2 separate regions of the Homo sapiens genome follow, and region 1 is linked to region 2. A link is a loop called in an ENCODE intact Hi-C map of the cell type or tissue named here. Cell type or tissue: CD14-positive monocyte. All regions are shown on one strand. Links, peaks and the distances in the headings refer to the core of each region. The heading gives the core; the rest is flanking DNA. Region 1 has its middle 200 kb from the start of CDH5. Region 2 has its middle 140 kb from the start of CDH5.

Region 1 (8,163 bases), core at 980-5,979, 58 kb after region 2:
GTGAGGCCTTTCCTTTTGGGAGAGGGAGGATGGAGAAGAGTTCATTAGAACGACTTTACTCCAGATTCCTAGTAGTTATTCATTCAGAGAGCTCTGAGCAGCTTACCCTGCCCAGTAAAAGGCACCCTTCACAGATATCTGGGGATATCAAGCAGTGGGGACTTTTAGTTTATGAATGGGCACTATGTGACCCAAGGTGCTAAGAACCAACAGAAGAAAACCAGGCCACCAGCTGGGAACACCAGCATGGTGTGAAGGCCACAAGGACGCGCTCTCTCTCCTCCCATGGCTCTTGCTGAACCCTGAACCTTGTTGAGGATGTGGGTTGCTATGGTGATGGGAGGGGAACTAGCCTGGGTGAAAGTTACAGTAGAGACAGAGACTTTTGACATCATGCAACCATTGTTCCAATTTCCTCCTTAGAGCCAGGCTTCAGGCCTTTACCCACACCATGTAGACCTCTGCCTTTACCGGTGCCCCTCCTCTTGGGAGGCAGGCACTGGGGGAGCCTTGGACATCTCCTAGATGCTGAAGAGTCATGTCAGCAGTGATGAGGATACTCATTCCCACTGGAATACTGATCAGGAGGTGAAAGATGCAGGAGTCATCTCCCTTCTTATCCACAAGCTCATATGCTTCTTTAAATTATAGGCATTCATTATTTGAATGTATCTATACATCTTCCTTCCTCCCTCTCTCCTTCCCCCCCTTCCTTCCTTCTCTCCCTTCCTCCCTCTCCTCCTCCTCTTCTTCTTCTTCTTCTTCTCCTTCTTCCTCTTCCTCCCCTTCTTTCCTTTTCTTTCTTTCTTTCTTTTCTTTCTTTCTTTCCTTCCTTCCTTCCTTCCTTCCTCCCTTCCTTCCTTCTTTCTTTCTTTCCCTCTCTTTCTTTCTTTTTCTCTTTCTTTCTTCCTTCTTTCCCCACCTCTCTCTTTCCCTCCCTTCCTTCCTACTTTTCTTTCCCCTCCAAAAAATATTTGTTGAGGACCTACTAAGGGTAAGGCTTTATCTCAAGTCCCCAGGATGCAGTGATGAGTAAGTTTTGGACTCTGTTTGGAAGGAGTCTACGGTCTAGACTGGAGGACTCTAATCCCATGATGATAACCCACTTTGAATTCTGCAGAGGAATTCACATGCCACATGTGGCATGTGAGTGGAGAGGAAGGGACAGATAACTGGCCCTGGGGGAGTTAGGAGGGCCTCTGGGAGGAGCTGACCCTGAAGCGGCACCTTAAAGGAAGAGATTTCCAAGTAGAGATGTGGGGTAGGGGAGAGGATGCCTGGCAGAGGGCTTAGCATGTGCACAGAGGACAGACTGGATGAGTCCTGACTGCTTTTCTGCCGTAGTCACCAGGGCTGACTGTGATGACAGACTTGGAGCCTCCCTGCCAGCCTCCTTTTCCTCCTCTGAGGATTTCCCTGTAATGGAGCCTCTGTAACCTGCCCTCTGCAGCGGGTCCCTTGCCTTTCAGGCCTGATGAATCGTCCATCTCCCTCATCTCATGTATAGGGCTTGTCTTCAGGGTCTAGAGTGAAAGTGGGTCCTGGAGCTTGTAAGGGCACGATGCCAGTGAGGTAAACTTTCTCAAACAGAGATCCGTGGCTGGAATACAGCATTCCCAAGCAGGTAGAATGTTAAAAAGAACTTGGAGGAGGCAGAAAACTTCCAGATTCTTCTCTAACTTATTTTACCTCTGCAGGAGCTGATATCATCTTAGGGTGGGTGGGATCTTCCTTCCCGGCTAATCTTTTAAATTTATTATTATTATTATTTTTTGAGACAGAGTCTCACTCTGCTGCCCAGGCTGGAGAGCAGTGGCACGATCTTGGCTCACTGCAACCTCTGCCTCCCAGGTTCAAGCGATTCTCCTGTCTCAGCTTCCTGAGTAGCTGGGATTACAGGTGTGTGCCACCACGCATGGGTAATTTTTGTATTTTCAGTGGAGATGAGGTTTCACCATGTTGGCCAGGCTAGTCTCAAACTCCCGATCTCAAGCAATCTGCCTGCCTTGGCCTCCCAAAATGCTGAGATTACAGGCTTAGAGGCTCCCTAAGACAGCCGGTCTCAGGCCTTGGAGTCATGAGCCCAGGAGCTGAGATTTAGATGACGTTAAGGTTAAGGCTGAGGCTAACCGGCAAGGCAGGCCTGTTTGACTTTACATGTGAGTTGCATCCAGAATTCAGGATTCTTGAGGTTTGTTGCAGGCACCAAAGAGTCTGGCTGTGGCCTGCTTGGAACGTCAGAGGATGCGATAAGAACTGGCAGAATCAAGGGCAAGGTTTTCTCCCTTGATAAGATTTCCGACAATTTCCCTCCCCTCCTCTCAGCCTTCTCTCCAGAAGAGGGCAGTCACAGGGTTGGGTTGGGAGGCAGACGGACTTTGTGGGAAGGGACTGGGGAAGTTTTAAAGTTGGTGCTCCTAATGTTTCTGAAAATGTCTTTCCTGGGGTGAGGTTTGAATCAGGACCTGACTCCCGAGGTGTGGGCCATGCCGCTTAGTGCAATTGCCCTTTTCTGAATCCACATCTTCCCTGGATGTGGAGCCCTGGCAGGGGTGGGGCTGAACAGGGCCTGGGGCCTGGCTACTATCCCTCTGACTGCCCATATGATAGGACGCCCCGTCTAGGCTGATGCTTGCACCAAACTTCCTTCCCATTGTTGCCTCCTGCTTCCGCCCCATGAGCTCTCACACCCTCTGCTGTAGGAACCTGCCCTTCTGGGGTGCCCTGTGCCATCCTGTGTATAAGCTCCTCCTTCTACTAAGGGTGTCCTTCCCTCTTGTGGTCTGCTATGTGATTTCAGGGACCCACATGCTCCAGCTCGGATGTTGTTTCCATGAGAAAGCTTTCCCCTCTCCTTGGCTCCCCTTCATCAACCCTTTTGATAGAGACAGGAGACAGGAAAATACTAAGAAGAAGAGGTGGTTCCCAGGCAAGGACCCCACCCTCAAGCCTGGAAATCTGTGGCCCTAAGTGAGAACAGGCATTCCTGTTACTGTGCTCAAAAAGTTGCCTTTTGGCTGGCCATGCCTCCCATCCTGTACCATATAAACCCCAAGCCCCAGACTCCAGAAGGAGATGAGCAAACAAATGGCAGAATGGCATGGCAGAGAAAGAGAGAAGAATATGAGAGTCTGAACACCGAGAGGAGTTTGGCTGGGGATGATCAGAGAGGAGATTGGCCACCGGAAGGCCAAACTCGAGGGGAAGATCATCTTCCTACTCCATCCCCCTTCCAGCTCCCCATTCATCCACTGAGAGCTACCTCCACCACTCAATAAAACCCCGGCATTCATCCTTCAAGTCCATGTGTGACCTGATTCTTCCTGGATGCCAGACAAGGACCCAGGGACCAAGGGGGCACTGAGTGGGTTAACATTAAACCATCTGTGGAGAGCAAAGCTAAAAGAGTGCACTGCGATATGCCCACTTGGGCTTCAGGAGTCACAGACACCCACCCCTAGACACTACTGTGGGGCCGGAGCCCAAAGCGCTCATCCCAGCTCCCGCACCTGCTGGTCTGCACGCTCCCCATCTCGTAAGGGGTTTGAGCTCGCAGTGGCTGAACAGAGAGCCACACCCTTGTTGCACATCCTGCGAGGGGGGAGCCAGGGAACTCTCCCATTTCACAATCACGAAGGGTTCTTATCTGTTCAACTGCTGGACCTTGGGCTCCAGGAAGGCAGCGCTAACGTCCCCTCATCCAGCCTGTGCAGACATGATGACCCAGTGAGTGGCTGGGCAGAGAATCACCAGCTGGGCTGCAGGCCAGGCTGTAGCCTGTTCTTACTGTGCATGTTTTGGGATGAACCCTATTACGTCCAGAGACCTAGTAGGCCCTGTAATGTGTAATTCCAGAAACACTTCCTTCATTAAACATTAATGCTAGCACCCAGCCCAAGGGCAGGCATAGAGACCCACAAAGGGAGGCAGGAGACCCTCGAGTTTAACACCTTAGACTTTGGGGTCAAGACAGGTCTGGTTTTGAATCCCTGCTCTTAAAGGCCATGAGCTTTGGAGCAGGTCACTGTACCTTCCTGAGCCTCTTCATTATCAGTAAAATGAGGATAATAATATCTGTTTTACTGGGAAGCTGTGAGGCTTGAATCAGATACTGTAAAGTGCTTAGCACAGCACCTGGTACACAGTGGAAGCCCACTAAATGGTAGCTATTATTATTAATAATAAATATAGGCTGAAGGAACACAGAGATGAATGAATGTGCATGATTAATGCTTACTCCTCCCATCCTGGCCCAAATAAAATATACAAAGGGTTTAGGGAACTCCATTAGCCAACCTAACTTGCTTTCATAACAAGAAATCTCACAGCCATGACCAGGGCTCCTATGTGACCCGGGCATGCGGATGGATTAATAACACCCCAGTCTGCTTCTGGGCTCCAGAAACAAGCAACACTCCTCACTGTGCCCACAAACTCCTTCTGTGCTGGCTGTGTGTGCCCCATGGAAAAGGGAGGTGCACCTGTGTTAGTGATATGTGGAGAGGCATATTCCTCGCGGTTGCCTGGACGACTTTGTCTCAACACCTGCAAACAGCCTTCTTTTTTCCTCCTCTCCAAATCAAAGTGAGCCTTTAATTTCCTTGCGGGGAGGACAGGAGAGAGCTGAGCAATTAGACATCAGCTGGCCCCTCTTGGAGGCTGGAGCTGTTTTTAGCTTTGCCTCTCAGGCAGGCAAATCTGGCCCTGGAGTCTGGGCCCAGCCCAGTAAAATTAATCTAGCAGAAGATCATCAAGGTGCAGTGGCATGGTGAGAGGGGAGGACGCGCTCCCTCTGCATGGTTGAGTCAAGGTCCTATCTTACATTCTCTCTCATTCTGCTATAAATGACAGGGTTTTCCCCACAAACATGCATTGCCTTTGTCCAAACACTCTTTGTCAAATGACCCAGTGTAATCAAAACCAGTGAACTCCCTTTCCATATAGTTGTAGTAGAAAATAAAAACTTTTCTAATCTGAAACTGCATGCCTTTGTGAGAATTAAGAAAATGTGGACAATGCAGGGTTTCGGAGCAGTGCAGGAATCCCGAAACTTCCAGGATGAGAGAAAAGGTTTCTTAAGTGGTGTGTGCAAGTTGGGGCTGCTCCTGGGTGGCCTGGGATGGGCAGGAGATGGGGTGGTTTGGGTGCAGTGGGTAAGTGTTGCTTTTTAAGCAAGAGGGTCTGTTTCTGGAGGCGATTGGGCTCCAGGCTGATACAATCTGTTGGCAAAAATAACTCTGGATTTGGATCTAACGAAGACTATAAAAGAGAAGCTCAGAGACTTGTTTTCCAGCCTTGTGGGAGTTGGGGTGTTTTAAATGAAGGGCAGATGTAGCCTGAGGCCAAAATCTGCCTCCCCCAGTCCTGCTGTAACCTTATTAAAGAATAAAAATAAAGGCAGGACTTTTATGGTAAGAAAGAAAAGGCATGACAAGGCTGCTTTCCCCAGCCAAGAGAGGGGTTCTCGGGACACACAGGGAGGTGCTGGGATCATGTCTGTCTGCAAGAGCCGTCAGGGAGGGGAGGAGGGTGGTGGGGCCCTGGGCAGGTGCGGGGAACCTGATCTGACTATCAAGGCTGGGGTTGGATCGAGGCAGGAGGGGGGCTCCCAGCTAGTGTGGCATCATTGGTCAGGTCAGCCCCCTAAATCTGCCTTTGCCAGGCCAGTTCTCCCTCTTACAACATTTGCTGGCCACACACAAAGCACATGGTGCTTTGTGACTGCGTGTGAAAAGGGACAAAAGTGGGAGCTTCAGCTTTCTAAGGAGTCACAGCATCTGGCACTTGGGAGGGGCTCAGATCATTAATGCTGGTGACCCCAAGAAAGAGTCCATGCTCTTTGCAGTGGAGTTCCTTGCCTAGAGGCATTCTAGTAAGTGGGAGCTTACTACACTCCTGATTTGGGGCAGTAGAAGTACCTACAACTGAGTTGGAACCTCACCTACACTTGTGACCAGCTCACCTCTCCTCTTGGCACCTTGAGTCCTCATTTGGGTAATGCCCTCCTTCCCCCTGCCCCATTTGAGGAGCTGTGAGGGGAGACAACACAAGCCAAGGGCCTGCACCTTAGCCTGAAATGCAGACATCAAAATGCCCCCTCAGCTGAAGGCGAGGGGCACAGCAAACCCAGGGGTATGGATGCAAATGAGGAAGGACCTGATTCCTATTTCTGGAAGGACCCAGCTCCTTGGACAGCAAGTGTGGTAAGAGCTTGACCAGGCATTAGGACCAGGCTTGGAGATAGGGGTCAGTGATGGGCTCTTGTACTACTTAGGATCTGGAGTCTGGTCAGGGAAACTGAGGCAGGGCCCCAGGTGTAAAAACGGCATCACAAGTGGGCTGGCGCAAGGAAGGCTGCTGCTTGGTGGACCCAGAGTCAGCTTAGGGCTGCTGAGGTGGGCTGTGACCACAGAAGGGTGGGGCCAAGTTGGGGGTATGGGAACCAGGAGGGAGGGGCTAGAAACGTCTTCATTCAGGTACAGGGAGTGGATGATTGGGGAAGCGTTTCATCCTCTCTGGATTTAATTCTTCAAACATTCTCCTTCTCCCTCCCACGCTGGTCCTGTGGCTACAGTCTTTCCGGCTACAATCTGTTTCCCAGAAGGCAGCAGAGTGGTCTGTGTAAATCACTGATCTGACCCTACCACTCCCTCTCCCTCCAATTCCTCCCATGGCTCCCAAATACTTCTAGGAGAGAGTCCAGACTCCTTAATGCATTAAGCAAAGCCTTCTGGAATCTCTAAAATGCTTTCTCTTTTCTCACCTCCTCCATCCTCGGGTCTAGCTTGGAGTTCCCTGAGGGGATCACTCACTGCTCTGCATATCTACCTATTGTCATAGCCACTGTCAACACCCCACCTGATTCTCATAGTTTATCCCAGGCACCTACATCTTTGATAGATAATTCCTGTATCTCAAATGGTTTCAGGCCTCAAAGAACCAGCACCTCTCTGCCTGAGGACTTTCTCTGGTCTCAGGAGGATGCTGTGCCCAGGTGGAGGTGGGAGATGCCTCAGGAGCCACCCTTAACCAACGAGGAAGAGAAATTGGAGAACAAATATCTGGCTTCTGACAGCCTCAACAGGAGAATTCTGATGTATGTTCTGTACAGTTTTTCAGAGAGCCCCAATGGGGATTGTGTCCAGGACACAATCCACGACCCCCTATAGTGACCCACTCATTCATGCATTCATTCCTTTCCTCTCTTCCTCGTCTTGTTTCCCCAGTCCCTTGTCAGCTTCCTGGAATCGCTTCCCAAATATTCACTCACACCCAACTTCCTATCTCAGAGTCCCAAACCAGGGCACATATGCTGTTCCTTCTGCCTGGAATGCCAGCTTCTCCCAGTGTGCAAATTACTAGCTCAATCATTCCTGGGTAGTTGCCCTTCTCTGTGCTCCTAAGGCAGCTGGCTCTGTCTTCTGGCCAACTTGCTTGTTGGCATAACCTGTCGACTTGTCTGTGTGGCCCATGAGGGCGTGGGGTCCTCTTCACCCCAGGGACCTTGCATTCATGTCTAATATAGCTCTTGGCTGGCAAAATGCCTGGTGCACGGTAGTGATTTAACAGATATGTGTTCAGGATCCGACATGATGAGCCTTGCAAGTGTTAGCTCTCTGGGGTTGGAAACAGTAGCAAATAACATTTTCTATGTTTCACAGACACTTCCTCCTTCAGCCAAAATATTTAGAAGTTTTTTTTTTCATACCTTGCATTTGTGCAGTGTGAGGTCTTCCCAAGGTACTTTTATGTGAGGCTGGGTCTCACCTAAACTCTGCAGTGAGCAGACAGCATTGCCCTATTTTACAGATAAGGCCATTGAGGCATAGAGGCTAGTTGGCCAGTCTAAGATAATAACCCAGAGGTGGAGATTGAAGTCCAGAGAGGTTAGGTAAATGGCCCAGAGGCACACAGTATTACCTAGTAATCTATGCTCAATGTGCAAAGAAGCCAATACTGTGGTACCAGCTTTTGAGAAAACAAAAGCTTTATTGTAAGTTGACTGGCAAGGAGACAGGAGGAAAAGCTCAAATTTGTCTCCTCAAGCTGGAGACTGTGGCAGGTTTTACAGGCACAGGGCAATGAGGTGTAATCTGATTGGATCGTGCAATGAGGTGATGCCAGGAGGCATGGTCTGACTGGATCCCGCCATGGGGTGGCACC
Region 2 (8,163 bases), core at 1,080-6,079:
GGGTCAGGTGGGCTTCACCTCTACTGCAGGGTGGGCGGGGCCTGGTCTCACTGTGTGGCTAAGTGGGTCCAGTTGTGCTGGTGGAGAGCAGGGCACCAGGATGCTCATTCTGCCTCCAACACAGCACCTGGATCAGTGCCGCTCAACTTTGGCTGCACGTAAGAGTCATTTGGGGAGCTTTTATGTGCCTTGACCTCCTCATAGACCAATAGAATCAGGAAAACTGAAAGCTCCCAGGTGATTCTCTATAGCCAGGGCTGAGAACTCTGTCTCTGGCTACCATAGGGCAGCTGTAAACAAGGCTGAGAACCTCAGGTTGCTCAAGACTTCCTTTCTTGGTGGTGACAGAGTCCCTGCATCTTAACCCGATTACCCAGGTGATATGGCTAGGTTTTGTGTCCTCACCCAAATCGCATCTTGAATTGTAATCCCCATAATCCCCATGTGTCAAGGGAGAGGCCAGGTGGAGGTAATTGAATCCTGGTGGCGGTTTCCCTTATGCTGTTCTTGTGATAGTGAGTGAGTTCTCACGAGATCTGACGGTTTTATAAGGGGCTCTTCCCCCTTCACCCAACACTTCTCCCTTCTGCCACTTTGTGAAGAAGGTGCCTTGCTTTCCCGTTCCCATTCTACCATGATTGTGAATTTCCTGAGGCCTCCCCAGCCGTGCTCAACTGTGAGTCAATTAAACCTTTTTTCTTTATAAATTACCCAGTCTCAGGCAGTTCTTTATAGCAGTATGAAAACAAATTAATACACCAGGCATAGGTGTAGAGTACATAAATCCCAGGCACAGGGCCCCGGCCAGACAAGGGGTAGAACACAGGACTCCCTGCCTCTAAGGACTTTTTTGCTTTGTTTTGTTTTCAGACGGAGTCTCTGACACCCAGGCTGGAGTGAGGGGTGCAATCTCAGCTCACCGCAAGCTCCGCCTCCCAGGTTCAAGCAATACTCCCACCTCAGCCTCTTGAGTAGCTGGGATTAACAGGCGCCCGCCACCATGCCCAAATGATTTTTGCATTTTTAGTAGAGACGGGATTTCACGATGTTGACCAGGGTGGCCTCAAATTCCTGACCTCAGGTGATCCACCCGCCTTGGCCTCCCAACGTGCTGGGATTAAAGGTGTGAGCCACTGTGCTTGTTCCCAACCTAGGCCATTCTTGAACCATGACAACCTCGCTTTCCTAGCTAAGGGGTCACCATCTATTGGGCTCTTAGGGCAGGGCAATGAAGGGGGCGGGGAGTGGTGGGAGAGGTAGAGGAAAGAAGGCAGGTTGGAAGGGCCTGCAGGGAGGGAACTCATGTTTAAAAATAATCACCATAAGGTGGTGATAGCAGAACATTAAACCAAGTGCAGGCCCTGGGTGACAGCCCAGGTCAGTTCCATGCCAATGAAGCTGGCCTTGCCAGTTACTTTGGAGTTTCACGGCTTCTGAGAGCTGTAAGGCGGAGGGAGTCATGTCCAGATGACGCCAAGGCAGGAGAAATCACTTGAGCAGTTAGGCTGGTTCCCTCCGGGGTGGAACCCCAGCCAGGGTCATGCAAAAGAAAGAGTGTATCACTGTGCAGTGGAGTTGGGGGCCAGGCAGCAGGATATTTTAGACCATGTCCGGGGGATGAGTTCTGTGGGAGGAACAAGATCCAGGCTAGAGTGGGTGGGGAAAGGATCTCAGGTCCAGGGCCAGGGCCAGGGCCAGCAGGCCGAGCCTCAAGCAGGTCTCCAGTCTCTGGGGGAAATGGCATGAAAGGTGGGGACACTGAGGTGGGAATGAGAGGCGAGAGGTCTGGGCATGCTAGGAGAGAGGGAGGAGCAGGGGGTGATGTGACCCATGGTTGTGGGGCTGGCATGAGCGCCCCTGCTGTGTGGCACTGAAGGGACACCTGTGCTCCATGCCCCTCACACTGGGCTTCAGTCATGTCTGGGACCAGGCTGGGTGACATCAGCAGAGGCGGCTGGGGAGGGTGCTAGGGACCCAAACTAAACGCATGATACTGTAACGGGGATCCACCTACAACCTCCCTCCCGCCAAACCCCAGCACCTTTCTTCCTGGGAGCCTCTATGCTGAGCTTCCCTCCCTAGGCTGGCAGAACAGGTGGCCCATGGACACCGAGGGAGAAGGGACAAGTCAAAGATGTGAGACTCAGATGTGGAAATAAGGTTTTAGAGAAGGGTCTTCTTGGCAAGACCGTGAGAGGTGACCCCGTCATCCGCAGCAGGAGGAGTAAGAGGTGCTCAGCTGGGCTCTGACTGACTTTGAAGGAATGAAGGGAGGGAAGAAAGGGCAGGAAACCAGTGGGAACTGAAATCCAAAGGGAGGCCAGGGCTTTGACCAGCTCCCTTCAGTGCCACACCTTAGCATTAGTTGTCAGTTCCCTGGCCCGGCCCCTCACCAGGGTCACCATTTCCCGAGCACCTGCTTCTGTGCATTTGTGCTTTTGCTTCCAACAGCCCACACCTGCGTCTCCCCCAGCAGAGGGCTGCCCTCAGGCAGCCAGAGTGGGGACCTGGAGCTGCCTGGGAATTCACGCTGCCCCCCCCACCAGCCTGGGTGTTCCTTAACCAAGGACTGATCCTCCTGGATGGGGCATCTCTGAGGCTTGTCCTACACCAGTGTTTTCCAACCCCCTGGGGATCTTGTTAGATTCTGATTCTCGGTAGATTCTGATTTAGTAGGTCAGGGTGGACACCAACATTCTGGGTTTCTAACAAACTCCAGGTGTTGTGATGGTCACTGTAGGTCCACAGGCCACAAAGAAACCTTGATACAGCGTCTTTGCCTGATCTTTCTTTCTGATTCCCTTTTCCCTCTACCCTACTGGTTTTCTTGGGAAGCTTCCTACAAAATCACTTTGATCTAAATCCTCATCTCAGGGTCTGCTTCTGGGGAACCCGACCTAAGACACACACTGATCCTGTGAGATGGGTATTGTCATCCCCAGTTTGCAGATGAAGAAACGAAAGCTCAGAGAAGGAAAGGCCAATATGCAAGGTTGTACAGCCATTAAGTGGCAGAGAGGGGCTTCCACCGGGTCTGCGGGAATCCCAAACCCAGTCTCCACCTATTATACCATTTGTTCAAGGGGCTTGCAATCAGGCATCCTCCACTGACACTCATTCCCCTTGGCTGTGTCCAGAACTTTGTGGCATTGCGCGCTTTCTTTCCCAGCCTTGCAGCTTTGGAAACCAGCTGAGGGCAGGTGTAGACCACCCCACCTACCCCTTCTTAATCAAAGCTTCCAGGCCCAGAGCCCTGTCTTTGCTCAATACAAAGCATAATGATCTCATTGCAATGCCAGCTCCATTATTCCAGACGCGGGGGACACGTCTAGGTGCCCCTTAAGCCTTGTCTCTTTTATTTTGGTCATAAGACAGTTAAGCAATGGGTTCTATGGAAACCATGAAACAAGGCTGAATGTCAGCATCAATGGAAAGCATTTCCATCCTTTTATCCAAGCGATACAGAGCAGAGGCCACATGCTGTGCAGAAAGAACGTTCTGTGTTCTCAAAGGGCTCCTGCAACCCTGCCCCACAACGGCTGAGGAATGGCATGGGGCCCGTGACATCCTGTCACCTCCAAACAGCTCCTTTTTGTTCCTCAGTGCGGCACCTTGGCAGGCGATGCTGCATCAACCTGCTCATAATTGTAAATGCCACCCAGTAGCCTTCCCGGCTGTGACTGTCTTAAAGATATAGATAAAAAAAGGGAACCAAATGCTGTTTTGCGTTCAGAGTAAACACACCTGTTTCCTAAAAACTTTTTTTAACTTTACACACTGAAAAGTAGGACATTTGTGGGATATTTTGGCTACACTTTTCAGCCAAACTTCAGAGCCGGATTTCTTAAAGCTGGTTTCTCAAGCAGGGCTCCTTGGGCAGGGGTGGGGTGTGCTTTGGGTCAAGGGAGGCACAGACCTGTTCTCTCTTGCTTCCACCTCCACCCCCAACAATGTTAACTCAATTGTTCAGACAAACTGAACATGTGCTTTGGTGGAAACAGCAAGTACAATGGGTGCAGTGAGGAGGGAGGGGACCCCAGCAAAGGGGTGGGAAGGGAGAAGGCACATGACTGTGCACTCCAGCCTGGGTGCCTCACCTCTCTTTGTATAAAGAACCACACTGGACTGGGCATGGTAGTTCGCACTTGTAATCCTAACATTTTGGGAGGCTGCGGCAGGAGGATTGCTTGAGCCCAGGATTTTGAGATAAGCCTGGGCAACATAGTGGGACCCCATCTCTTAAAACAAAAAATTAAAACTTAGCTGGGCACAGTGGCATGTGCCTGTAGTCTCAGCTACTTGAGAGGCTGAGGTGGGAGGATTATTTGACCCCAGGAGGTCAAGGCTGCAGTGACCATGGTTGTACCACTGCACTCCAGCCTGGGCGACAGAGCAAGACCCTGTCTCTTAAAAACAAACAAAAGTGTGGCTTGGTTCCCCTTTCCCTCAACCCTCTGTCTGAGGCTCACCTCTTGGTCACTTCTCTTCTCAAGTGCGGAGCAGGGGCTCTGGAAGGAAGCAGTGTTTGTTCCCACCTCAGGGCTTTCACCCTTGGCTAAGTTATCTTGGGCAAGTTCCCTAACCTCCCGAGTCAGTTTCCTCACCTCAGGTGGGCTCGCACAGACTGAAGGAGATCACGTGCACATATCACTTTGAACAGAACAGTCAGTCCTGCATAATCATTTTTCATCCTTGCAGTAGCTGTGTGTGGCTGTCCCTCTCCAGTGTTTCATGTCAGGGGAGGCTGCAGGGGGGAGCTGGATGGCAGGGGCAGGTCTTGATGGATGAGTCAGAGCTTCCCAGGGGATGGAGGGTGGGGGCTGTTCTCCGTGTAAAGCATATTAGCCCGTCATCAGGCACCTACCACCCCCACATTTATGTTTTTAGCACATACTTTGTGTGCCAAACACTGTTCTGGTTCAGATGACAGCTCAGGCTGTTGACTCGCTCCTTGAACCCCATCCATGAGCTGCTAGGAGTAAAAGGGGAGGTTGATGGAGCTTAGGACTGCCCTCAGTCACTGGCGCAAAACCTGTGAGACCCACTTAGTAGAAGGTGGTTGGATCCAACTATGGGGTGATATGGCACCTGGAGTGAGAACAAGAACCGGATGTGGAAGTGGGTCCTGTCACCATCACTCCCAGGGACTCATGTGGGGGATTTGCATTTCCTATCCTTGCTACTTTAGGCTCTGCTGAACTGAAGTCCTGGTTCCCAGGGAATACAGCAAGGGTTCCCCTAAAATCACAGCCTTTGCCTGGTCACATTGGGCTCCTCTGTGCTCGTGGACCAGCTGCCAGAGAAAGGAGTTAAAATACTGGCAGGGGTAATGATGAGTTATCACAATGACTATCCCATGGAGGTAGAGTTGCTACACAGCTGGGGCAGGAAAGAGCAAGTCTAGAATTCAGGGGATACCCTGGGGCCTCTCTTGGTGCTTGCAATCCTGGAGATAGCCATGAACAAGCAGTGACAGGTATGGTACCAGGACATGGTACCTGGAACTCAGACCCTTTAGGAATGGAATGGCAAGAGCCTGAATGAATAGAAGAACTGCCCAGGGGGATTCTAGAAGGGGTGGCAGAGGATTGTATTAGCTTTCTAGGGCTGCCGTAACAAATTACCGTAGACCACGTGGCTTAAACAACAGATACAGTGTCTACAGTTCTGGAAGCTAGAAGTCCAAGATCAAGGTATTGGCAGGGTTGGTTTCTTCTAAAGGCTTGTCAATGGCCATCTTGTGTCTGTGTTTTCACATGGTCTTTCCTCTGTGCCCATATGTGTCCAAAAGGACTATTCTTATAAAGATATTAGTCATATTGGATTAGGGACCAACCACCGTAATTGAGCTCATTTTATTTTGATCATTTCTTTCATGGCCCTGTCTCCAAATAGTCACATTCCGAGCTACTGGGGGTTAGGACTTCAACATATGAATTTTTTGGGGGATACACTATAGCCTATAACAAGGAGGTTGAATATATATATATGTATATATGTATGTGTATATATATGTATATATGTATGTATCTATATATGTATATATGTATGTGTGTATATACACATATATGTGTGTGTATATATGTATATATGTACATATGTGTATATATGTATATATGTGTATATATGTATATATATGTGTGTATATATGTATATGTGTGTATATATGTATATGTGTGTATATGTGTATATGTGTGTATGTGTACATGTATGTGTGTATATGTGTGTGTATGTGTGTATGTGTATGTGTGTGTGTATGTGTGTGTATGTGTGTATGTGTGTGTGTATGTGTGTGTATGTGTGTATATGTGTGTATATGTATATATGTGTGTATATGTATATATGTGTATATATGTGTGTATATATGTGTGTATATATGTATATATGTGTATATGTGTATATATGTATATATATGTGTGTATATTATATATGTGTATATATGTGTATATGTATATATATGTGTATATATATGTATATGTGTGTATATATGTGTGTATGTATGTGTGTATGTATATGTGTATATATATGTGTGTATGTATATGTGTATATATATGTGTGTATGTATATATGTATTTGAGACGGAGTCTTACTCTGTCTCCCAGGCTGGAGTCCAGTGGCACAATCTGGGCTCACTGCAACCTCTGCCTCCTGGGTTCAAGCAATCCTCCTGCCTCAGCCTCCCGAGTAGCTGGGATTACAGGCGTCTGCCACCACGCCTGGCTAATTTTTGTATTTTAGTAGAGATGGGGTTTCACTATGTTGGCCAGGGTGGTTTCGAACTCTTGACCTCAGGTGATCCACCCACCTCGGCCTCCCACAGTGCTGGGATTACAGGTGTGAGCCACTGCGCTGGGCCAATGATGAATATTAATGATAACCTCAGTACCAACTGTCCCAGCAAGAACTGTTCTAAATTTGTTTGAATTATCATGGACTCCAGCCTGGGTGCCTCGCCTTTCTTTGCATAAAGAACCACACTGGACCAGGTGTAGCAGCTCACACATGTAATCCTAACACTTGGGGAGGCTGAGGTAGCAGGATAACTTGAGCCTGGGAGTTCAAGACCAGCCTGGGCAACATAGTGAGACCCCGATAACAAAAAATAGTAAAAAATAAATAGCTAGGCTCAGTGGCAGGTGCAGGCTGAGGTGGGAGGATTCCCACTGTTCTAAATTTCTTTGCTTATTTATGTATACAAGAAACTGTAACCTGTTATCACATTGAAAATCCAGTGACAGAAGAGAGTGAGCTGAATTTGGAGCATGGTTGGAGCTGAGTGGCACAAGGGCTGGGCTGTGGCAGCTGCTCCCAGTGCAGTGCCGGTCTTCCACTGGTGCTCATTGTTCGTACGCACGTAGATGGCTTCCAGCGGCAAGCACCTGTGACTTCCCTTCCCAGGGTCTTCTGGGGCTTGCTCAGCTGGTGCTCAGGGCAGGCAGGAAGTGCTGCAGAGTTGAGTGAGGCCCCTAGGAGCAGCCCTCAGCCAGCAAAGGATGAGAGTTAGCGTACAGATAATTAGCTTCCTCATCCTCAGCAAGGATGAAAGGGGGGCTCCACAGTGTCTTCCAGAGGTCACCAGAGGGATTGGGCCTGGGAGCCCAGAGTGTGTCCTACTTATTAATATTCTCTATGTGGGCTTTCTCTCCTTCCTGTCGACTTTCCCACTCCCCATCTGGGGCTTCTTGGGATCATTTCTTAAGTAAACAACTTGCATTTAAATCCTTGTGCCAAGATCTGCTTCTAGACAAGAAGAGGAATGGGCTGGGTACAGTGGCTCATGCCTGTAATCCCAGCACTTTGGGAGGCTGAGGTGGGAGGATTGCCTGAAGCCCGGAGTTCAAGACCAGCCTGGGAAACAAAGTGAGACCCCATCTCTACAAAAAATAAAAAAAAATTAGCTAGATGCTGTGGCATGTGCCTGTAACCCTAGCTTCTCAGGAGGCTGAGGCAGGAGGATTGCTGAGGCCAGGAGTTTGAGTCCTGCCTGGGCAACATAGCGAGACCCTGTCTCTCCAGAAAAAGAAAAAAAAAAAAACCAACGAAATGAAACTGTATTTGAGTGCCTACTATTGGCAAAGATTTGTACCAGTGTGTTCACATCCTCACTTCTTTAAATCCTGTGAGGATGACTTTGTCATTCCCATTTTACCACATCAGGAAACT

What was found. Peaks named below come from ENCODE experiments on the same cell type or tissue, not always from the same donor. Only the 100,000 strongest peaks of a DNase experiment are listed, where the experiment ranks them.
Region 1: it touches region 2 in a loop (4-fold over the local background); 1 of 110 quality-filtered maps calls a loop at or near these places.

The regions. Positions count from the first base shown.
Region 1 is chr16:66,162,184-66,170,346 of GRCh38, reverse strand. No RefSeq gene overlaps it. Among named protein-coding and RNA genes, the nearest start is that of CDH5, 200 kb to the left of the region's middle. In CD14-positive monocyte, for the core only: no CTCF peak of the experiment used is centred there; a DNase peak (open chromatin) is centred at 3,606; H3K4me3 peaks cover 1,330 bases; H3K27ac peaks cover 2,445 bases.
Region 2 is chr16:66,220,191-66,228,353 of GRCh38, reverse strand. No RefSeq gene overlaps it. Among named protein-coding and RNA genes, the nearest start is that of CDH5, 140 kb to the left of the region's middle. In CD14-positive monocyte, for the core only: no CTCF peak of the experiment used is centred there; no DNase peak of the experiment used is centred there.